2 separate regions of the Homo sapiens genome follow, and region 2 is linked to region 1. The links are chromatin loops, found by intact Hi-C in ENCODE. Cell type or tissue: B cell. All regions are shown on one strand. Each heading gives the region's core, and the rest is flanking DNA. Links, peaks and the distances in the headings are about the cores only.

Region 1 (3,757 bases), core at 20-2,519:
TCCCCAAGGGTACAGGACCCTACTGGTGGGTAGCGATGGAGGACGGGAGGCTAAGTGGACTGTGAGTCCTACGAAGAGGTCTGAGGACCAGGGAGGAGGAGACATGGGAACCCACGATCACCCATCACGTGGTTAGTGGACTGTGAGTCCTACGAAGAGGTCTGAGGACCAGGGAGGAGGAGACATGGGAACCCACGATCACCCATCACGTGGTTAGTGGACTGTGAGTCCTACGAAGAGGTCTGAGGACCAGGGAGGAGGAGACATGGGAACCCACGATCACCCATCACGTGGTTAGTGGACTGTGAGTCCTACGAAGAGGTCTGAGGACCAGGGAGGAGGAGACATGGGAACCCACGATCACCCATCACGTGGTTAGTGGACTGTGAGTCCTACGAAGAGGTCTGAGGACCAGGGAGGAGGAGACATGGGAACCCACGATCACCCATCACGTGGTTAGTGGACTGTGAGTCCTACGAAGAGGTCTGAGGACCAGGGAGGAGGAGACATGGGAACCCACGATCACCCATCACGTGGTTAGTGGACTGTGAGTCCTACGAAGAGGTCTGAGGACCAGGGAGGAGGAGACATGGGAACCCACGATCACCCATCACGTGGTTAGTGGACTGTGAGTCCTACGAAGAGGTCTGAGGACCAGGGAGGAGGAGACATGGGAACCCACGATCACCCATCACGTGGTTCAAAACAAGTACAAAGGAAAATATGGTGACCTCAGAAAAGCTCATAGAGTATATTAAATACGCTGGGTGTTAGTGATTAAAAGGGGACAAAACAGACATGCATTATCTGTAAAACCAAGTACACCAGATAGAATTTGAATGGATACAAAGAAACAAAATAGCCATTAGATTTCAAGGTAATAGAAAAAAGAGAAAATATTTTGTTTCATTTTCATCCTTTTTGAAAGTCAGGCTTCCGGTTCTGGGGTTCTGGGGAGGGACGTGGAGAGCCTTACCAACCAGCAGGGACCAGGACCGGATGCCTGGAGCCCTCTTCAGATGGAGGCGGGAGCTGGTGCGGGTCTCCACCTGCAGGTACATCCCGAGAGGGCAGCACCACTCTCTACAGGAGGAGGGGTCTGGGAACAGACAGAGGCAGCTGAGCCCTTGGGCCTGCACACAGGCAGGCGCCCACGCCATCAGGCCCAGTCTGGAGGCCAAGAGCAGGTCCCCCAACTAAGTCACCTGCAGCCCCAGACACCATCAGCCAGTCTCACCTGGTCTCTGTGGTTGGGCACGTCACTGGATCCCCCAGAGACCCCGTTTCCTGTGTAAGGAAGGCCCTTTTCCGTTCACAGCGACACCGACTGCGCGGGGGCTGTTTCCCGCTCAGACTCACGAGCTACAGCTGCATCACCACCTGCCCCGTCCTGTCTGGAAACCTTATGTCCTGAGGCCGCTAGCCCCCAGCAGCCTTTAAGCTTCTAGCATCTGTGGGCACCCCCTCTCCCCTGTGCTGGCCTCCACCAAGAAAGGAACTGAAAGTCCCATCATGGCTTCCGGCCGTACTGGCTCTCGCACTGGCATGGACCAACGATCTCAGCTCTCTCTCTGCCCTCCTCCACCTGCTGAAAGTTCAGACTGCACAGTAGAGGGTCCCAAAGCGGCCAGAACCGACGAGTCACCAAAGGGGCTAATCTTCCACAGCGGAGTTCCGCACGGGCGCAGCAGCCCTGCCACTTCACCGTACGCTCCCAACACTGGCCCCAGGGACCCCGTTCTGGTAGTTTCTCAGGGCTTTCCCTGTGAAGTCAAATCAAATTTCTGACATTAAGTAGGGGGTTCAGGCTGGGCGCGGTGGCTCAGGCCTGTAATCTCAGCACTTTGGGAGGACGAGGCGTGCGGATTGTTTGAGTCACGGAGTTCAAGACCAGCCAGGGCAACGTGGCGAAACCCCGTCTCCACAGAAAATACATAAAACAGCCCGGTGTGGTGGTGTACGCCTGTGGTCCTAGTTATTCAGGAGGCTGAGCTGGGAGGATCACCTGAGGCCGGGAGGTGGAGGCTGCAGTGAGCAGAAATCGTGCCACTGGACTCCAGCCTGGGTGACAGAGTGAGACCGTGTCTCAAAAAAATAAAAAATAGTGGGTTCAAATCACACAAACCAATCCTAGATGCTGGTATATGACTGGGCTCCCTCCCGGGCCTCAGTTGCCTCATTGCTCCCGAAACACCCGGCATTCCACATCCAAATGCACACACACACGCACACTCGCGGACACAAGCACACGCGCGCTGGCAAAGCCGCCCGCGCCGCTAGTCGCACCGAGCGCTCGTTTCTTTGTCCGGATCGGGGGCGCTCCCGCCGCCGGGGCCAACCTGCAGCGGAACAGGCGCGAGGCCGCCCGCGACGGGCACGGCGGGACACGGAACAGCCGGCAGGCGGGCCCAGGACGCAGACCCCTCCCGGAGTGGGCCTAAGGGTGCCGGGACGCGCGGCACGGAGCGGGAAGGAAGTGCGGAGCCCACCCAGCCCAGCCGCCTACCGAGAGCACAGCGGTCCCCGCGCCGCAGCAGAGAGACGCGAACCGGCGGGGGCGGGGCCGCGCGCACTTCCGGGATTGGAGCGGAGCCGAGCCGACTTTCGGGGGCGGGGCCGCGCGCGCTTCCGGGATTGGGGGCGGGGCCGCGCGCGCTTACGGGATTGGGGCGGGGCCGCAAGCATTTCCTGGATGGGGCGGAGCCGAGCGGATTTCCGGGATCCGGGCGGAGCCGCAGGAGGAGGCGGGTGGTTCCTGCTAAAGAAGCCAGTTTTCTTGAAAAAAAGAAACGTGCGGGGAAACGTATCCGACAGCAAAGAACTTACCAAGGACTATGAACGTCTTGCTAACATAGAAGCGAAACTGAAGCGGTTCTCATTGCCAAAAAAGAAGATTTGAGCATGAATAAGAACAGGAATTCGAGTGAATTTAAAATCCTCAGATGCTCCAGTCTGTAATTCATAATAATGTATTTTTTAACTCTGTTCACCTTTGGAGGATGCTGGTAAGCTCACCCCAGTTTGTGGCCTGGTTAATAAAAGGAAAGCATCAAGCATTTGTCCTGCCTTTATGAAATTTACAGCAGAGTAACCAAATACTGCATGAGAAGAATTTCTCATTATAGAAGTTTTCCCGCTAATAAATGAAGAAGAAACAGTAGGATTAAAACATCACCCTATGAATTAACGGACCTAGGCAATGTCATCAATGACTGCTAATTAACATCGCAAAAAGGTCAGTTAGATATCAGAAGTACACAACACTATGAAGTAGTCTTGCCAGAAAAAATTTAACCTGAATGTGAACAAGCTTCTAGAGTGAATTACTGGAAATGTGGAAGACAAGACTGTACTAAAGGATTCTACAAGGATACAGTCAGCAATTCGAAACCTCAACCATCTGAATGGACCCTTCCGCTTGGCCAAGAGCATTCCCAAGTTATCCTGAAAAACTAGCTCAGGCAGTGATGGGAAGGGGGAGACAGACATACCTCACTCCCTCCTCCCTTTTGGAATTCAGGCACACAGCTGACCAGCATTCACATTAAAACAGATCTTGAGGTGGCCAGGTGCGGTGGCTCACGCCTGTAATCCCAGCACTTTGGGAGGCCAAGGTGGGCAGATCACGAGGTCAGGAGATTGAGACCATCCTGGCTAACACAGTGAAACCTCATCTCTACTAAAAACACAAAAAAATTAGCTGGGCGTGGTGGCGGGTGCTCATAGTCCCAGCTACTCGGGAGGCTGAGGCAGGAGA
Region 2 (5,412 bases), core at 1,648-4,147, 220 kb before region 1:
GAACAGGCGGCCTTACTGGACCTGATGTCCCGCAAGGCTGGGCTGCAGATGGAGAGCCAAGGCCCACACGGCCTCACTGTCAGGGGTGGCCTCCCCTTGCCCTCTGGAGGGGTCCTCCATTGATACCCCCTGCCTCCTTTGTGTGTGAAGGCACGGGCTTACCAGTGCCTCGGTCCCCGAAGCCCCCGGGTCCGGGAGGGGCCAGTTAAAGCATTCCTGTGGCCCTGGCAGGGTGGCCCTGACAACTAGACTCCTTGGTCCAGGCCAACAAAGGCCTTACTCCCTGGAGCCACCTCAAACCTCAGCACCCAAAGCGGCCCGTTATTTCCATGTTGCAAATGAGAGAAAACAGGCTGGGAGAAGCACCTCACGAGGTCCAGCGGGTGGGCAGCCCTCGCCTCCCCGAAGGTGGGAGCCGCCCCGGCCTCCGCGTCGGGTTCTGGGCCGCGAGAGGGGCGGGGCAGGGGCGCAGGGCTGGAGTCGGTGGCTTTGTAGGGCCCCGCAGGGCGCGGAGCCACCTGGGGAAACGGAAGTTCAGGGAGGGCGAGGCCGTGCCCCACATCCAGGCAGCGCAGGCCGCGGGCCGCTCCCCTAGCCAGGAAGAGCCGCCGTCCGCACCGGGACCGGAGAGGAAGCGGAGGTCTGAAGGGGGACAGGTCGGACGTGGCCTCAGAGAGGGAGGATGTGGGCCCCGGAGCTGAGCCAGGCGGCCGGAACCCCACGGGACCCGCGCGCACCTCCCCACCAAAGGGGCCCCGGCGTTGGGGGGCGAGGGGTCGCTGCCCTGGAGGACGTTGGGACCTGCCGCGCTGCGCTCCGAGGCGGGGAAACGGAGGGACGGCGGGGCGGAGGGGCGAAGCGAGCCTGGACTCCGGGGGAGGCGAGGCCGGGAAGACCCAGTCCCGAGGAGCAGAGGGGGCGGGCCAGCTCCGGGCCGGGGGCGCCGACGGGGCCGGTTCCGGTTGGGGGGGTCCCTGGGCCCGGCGGGGTTGCGGGACGCGCCGTCGGGGAGCTGCGGCCCGGGAGCCCGTCCGGAGGCGGCGCGGGGTCCGGGCGGGGCGCGCAGGGGCGGCGCCAGGCGGTGACGTGCGCGGGGGACGTGCCGCGCCAGCGACCCGAGCACTTAAAGTCGCCCCCGGCGCGGAGCGGACCGGCAGAGGCGGGCAGAGGCGGCGAGAGGCGGCGAGAGGCGGGCTGAGGCGGCCCAGCGGCGGCAGGTAGGCGCGGCCGCGATGCTCGCGCGCGGGCCGGGGCCCAGGAGCTCCCCCGTGCCGGGCAAGGGGGCGACCTCGGGGTCCGCGCTCTCACCCCCACCCCGCCCACTTTGTCCATCAGGTCCGGGGGCGCCCGGGGCATGGACTAGCCTTCTCGACCCCGAGCGGGCCCCACCGAGGGCTCCCGAGAGCCAGCCGCGCCCCTCCGCGCCCTCGCATACCTGGCTGCCCAGTCTCGTCTCCCCCGGTCCGGCCCGGCGCCCACCCGTCGGGCTGCCCTCAGGGGCTGGGCTCGGGCCAGGAGATGGCTGCGCCGGCGGCCAAGCCCGGTCCGGGTATAAATAGCTCGGTCCGCGGTGGCGGGGGGCGCGGGCTATATTTGGTGGGGCTGCTGCAGCCCTCCCTGTATGGGTGGCCTCCCCGAGGGAGTGGGGAGCACTTGCGCTCGGGCCGTGGCGCTTTCCCCTGTTCGCAACACCCTGAACACTCCCCGACCCACACCCGCCCTTGGGCAATGACTAACAGCCCGAGACCGTGCAGGGAAGTGGGGGACCCTCTCCAGAGCCAGGCTGGGCTCCCTGGGTTCGCCCTACCTCCACCCCTGGCCCCCAGCTCGTGGGAAAACCAGGCGCAGCCTTTGGTAGCCTCCCACTTCCTAACCCACGCCTCAGTTTCCCTATACGAAAAGTGGGTTGGTCAGGAGCCTCCCTGGGTGTTGGGCCAGTCAAGAGACAGGAGCCGCAGAGTGGAAGGGAAGCCCTTAGCTCTGGCCGGGGCCTCCAGGGGTGGCTGGAGTCGGTGAGGGACGATGGGGGGAGCCGAGGGGCGGCTGTCCTCCTCTCTGTCCCAGAGGCATGGGCTGAAAGGGTCCCTCTCCTGGTGATGGCCAGAGTCAGGCCTGCTGGGCGGGAAATGGCAGTTGGCCCACCCCAAGGCCCAGGGGCTTGTCCATGCTGAGCACAAGGGTGGGAGGTCTTGTGTCTGTTGGGGCCGGGGAGTCCAAGGTCCCAGCTTCACTGCACAGGCCTGGAAGTCAGGTGGGTGCTGGCCTGACCCTGCTGAAGGAGGGTCTATTCCGCCAGCGTGGTGTGGAGGCGGCTGGGCTCGACTCCCTCATGGAGGGAAGGAACTGAGGAGGTGCTAGGAGGCCGTGGGGGGGTGTCTGCCCCCAGAGAGGCTTTGAGTGCATGGGGGCTCTGCCGTGGCACGTGCAGCGTCTGTCCCCCAGGGCCCCATGGTGTGGACAGAGTCTGGGGTGGGCACCTGGAGGCCTGGTCTCAAGGCAGGCTTGGTAACGACCCCATGTGACCTTGGGCAGGGCCCGCCATCCAGGCCACCCAGAAAGCCATGTGGCCTGCACGATCAGGCCAGACCCCACTGACTGGAGCGGGGCACTTTACTTTGGAGGGGCAGCTACCAGAGGGCTCTATGGATCCCAGCCCAGCCGTCAGGCCGGACGGGTCCCCCCTACTGGCCTGCAGTGACCCTTATGCCAGGCTCGGCTGGCTCAGCGGTGGGTCCTGGGGTGACCTGGCCACGTGGGACAGAAGGGCCTGTGCCGCTCCCTCCAGTGAGGTGCCAAATGTGGGCCACACTCTGGGCCCCAGCGGGGGCCTTCCGGGCAGTGGCGCAGAGCCATTGGAGGTGCCCGGGCCCTGGGGCAGGGGCGGGGCGGGAGCAGACAGAGCTCAGGGCGTCCTCCTAGCGTCACCTGCCCGAGTCAGGCCCATCTGTGAAATGGGCCACGCCGGGCAGCCGCACGCAACGGAACCGAACCGCCGGGCTCCTGCTCCGAGACCCGCAGTTCACGAGTCGACGCCCCCGAGTCCCGAGCCGCGCCCACTGGTCCCACCTCTGCAGCAAGTGGAGTCGGCCCCGCCCTGTGGCTTCGAGGCCCCGACGCCTGGCGCGGCTCCCGGGCTCCGCTGACCCCGGTGGACCCGCGCGCCGGCAATTACGGTAGCGTCCAGTAGGGCGCCTACTGCGGGCAATACGGGGGCTCCTCCCATGGCGCGGTCACGTCCCCCACGTCCCGCGGCTGGCGGGGCGGGGCCGGGCGGAGCATCCTTCCCTCCCCCTCCCCCGGGTGGGCCCCGCCCAGCCTCGACCACCCGCGCCGACCCCCGCCCGCAGAGCCGGGAAGCCGGAACCCGCAGGCGCCCTCCAGCCGTCCCTCCGGCCCGGGCGGGGATTGCGCCGAGGAGGGGCCTCTCCTGGCGAGGGTGGAGTTTTGGGTTCCCCCCTTCGCCCCGCACCTCCCGCCTTCCTGCCTCCTCCCGGTCTTCACCTTCCCCCCCGGGTCCCCACGACGCCCGCTGGGCGGCGGTGGGGTAGGGGGCGCCTCCTGACCCGACTCCCCTTCCAGCCTTGGCCTTCAGGCACTGGCTTTAGGGTGGAGGGGCGGCCTTGCGGGGTCCAGGAGGCCTCGGAGGTGGGGGACGGCGGCTCTGGACCAGCTCCGGCCCCCACCACCTCCCGGCCCCAGGGCGGTGACAGCCTTGCGGAGAAGGGGTCTTCAAAGCTCTGAGACCCCGCAGTGCCAGCTCAGGATTGAAGCCTGCGGCGGCACATGCAGCCTTCCTTTCCCAAAGGGGACTTGCGCCCAGCCCCACTTGGGGCACCAGTGGGGGCTCCTGGCCCTGGCCCTGGGTGGGAGTGGCCAATCCGCAAATGAGGCCTGTGTGTCTGCCCCGCCGGCCCCTGCCGTCGTGATGTAAGCGGACACAGAGCGGCAGGGCACGGGCTGCGCGAGGGGTCTGCGGGGGTCAGAGGTGGGGCGCAGGGCCCAGGCCTGGGGCAGCCCCTTGCGCAGCGTCCACCCCCTGCAAGCTCGGCCCCGACACCTTTGCAGGCGCCTGGGGCGGGGCTGCCGGGAGTTGCTCACTGCTCCTTCCTTGTTTGCACAACAGGGGCTGCGGGGGAAGAAGGGAACTGAGGGAGGCCCCTCCCCCGGTGCAGCGCCCTCCCGCCCTCGGCACCCCTCGGCAGCCAGGCGCTGGCCACAGAGGCCGCTTCCTTGGTCCTCAGGCAGCTCATGGGATCCAGGAAGGAAACGAATTACCCTTTTCCTGCCCCGCCTCCTGCCTGGGCCACAAAGGCAGGGCCAAAGCCCATCCTTCAAGGGCTGGAGTCAGTTAGGTAACAGGCCACGGGCCCCGGGCTCAGGCCACTGCACGGACCCAGGGAACGGGCTGACAGTCCAGCAGAGGCCTCAGCGAGGCGGCGGCGCTGCGCACAAACCTGAGGACCTAGGCGGGTGAGGGGTCTGCAGGTCCAGACGCCTGAGGGGAAGCATGCCAGGGTGCCCAGTGCCCCCCAAGGTGGTGGGCGAGGTTTCTGGAGAGGTCCCGGAGGAGCGGGCTTGGGCAGCAGGGGTCAGGTTCAGGACCCTCTGTGCATGAGTCCAGGTTGACTCTGCAGGACGGCATTTCGAGCCACCTGGCATGGCGTTCCAGGCCTGTGACGGGGCAGTGCAGGGGTCCGAACTGGCAGGCACCCAGGTCCTGAGGACTTCATGGTCGAATCCTGGTCTAAAGCCAGGGGTCCTTGCAGAGCCCTGCGCCCTGCACCCTCGAGGGAACTGCCTGCAGGAGCCCCTGGCTTGGGAGGGCGCATGGCTGTGGGACGCAGGGTCTCCTGCAAGGGACTTTCCCACCCACCCCTGCCCCAGGCCTCCCGCTCAGCTTCCAGCAGCCTGGGGTCGTAGAGCCTTTGGGGGACCTGCTCTCCGGGCAGCCCCCACCTGGGAGATCAGCTTTCTCATCCCAGAGGCCAGGTTATTTCTGGGTGGGTTGGCATGCTTCCTGGGGGGCGGCGGGGGGGGGGTTGGTAAATGTCAGGGGAAGGCCAGCCTGTGGCGTGTGCCCACGGAGAGGCCAATGCTTGGTGGCTGTGGCGTGTGCTCCAGGCAGGACAGCCCCAGGGTTGTCCCTGGAACACCGGGCAGTCTGTACCTTGGCCCATCACGGTGCCGGGGTTATCCTGGAAGATGGGGAGTGTGGGCCATTATTTTGTGCCCCTTCCCCGTACTCTACCTCCTGTGGAATCCCTTGCCCCAAGCCATGTGGGCAGACAGCTGGCTCCAAGTCAGCCCCTGGACACCAGGCTGGAGTGGGAACTCCTGGAGCCATTTCAGCATGGCTGGCACCACAGGCTGGGTGAGGACAGACGATGGTGCCAGGTTGTGGTCTGGGGGCTT

What was found. Hi-C counts contacts between places; a loop is a spot of excess contacts. Peaks named below come from ENCODE experiments on the same cell type or tissue, not always from the same donor. Only the 100,000 strongest peaks of a DNase experiment are listed, where the experiment ranks them.
Region 2: it touches region 1 in a loop (11-fold over the local background); 2 of 110 quality-filtered maps call a loop at or near these places.

What each region holds. Positions count from the first base shown.
Region 1 is chr17:82,448,194-82,451,950 of GRCh38, forward strand. CYBC1 (cytochrome b-245 chaperone 1) reads right to left here and starts at 2,559. Exons shown (of 7, transcript NM_001033046.4): 1 at 2,507-2,559; 2 at 977-1,099. The coding sequence starts at 1,061. RefSeq lists silencers at 900-949, 2,260-2,619 and an enhancer at 1,370-1,629. In B cell, for the core only: no CTCF peak of the experiment used is centred there; a DNase peak (open chromatin) is centred at 1,358; H3K4me3 peaks cover 1,887 bases; H3K27ac peaks cover 2,350 bases.
Region 2 is chr17:82,227,890-82,233,301 of GRCh38, forward strand. It overlaps SLC16A3 (solute carrier family 16 member 3), which reads left to right and starts at 1,153. Exons shown (of 5, transcript NM_004207.4): 1 at 1,153-1,217. RefSeq lists silencers at 209-438, 529-608, 659-798, 3,079-3,718, 3,949-4,218 and 3 more. In B cell, for the core only: CTCF peaks have their summits at 3,197 and 3,399; DNase peaks (open chromatin) are centred at 1,678, 3,122, 3,262, 4,072 and 3 weaker places; H3K4me3 peaks cover 2,440 bases; H3K27ac peaks cover 1,470 bases.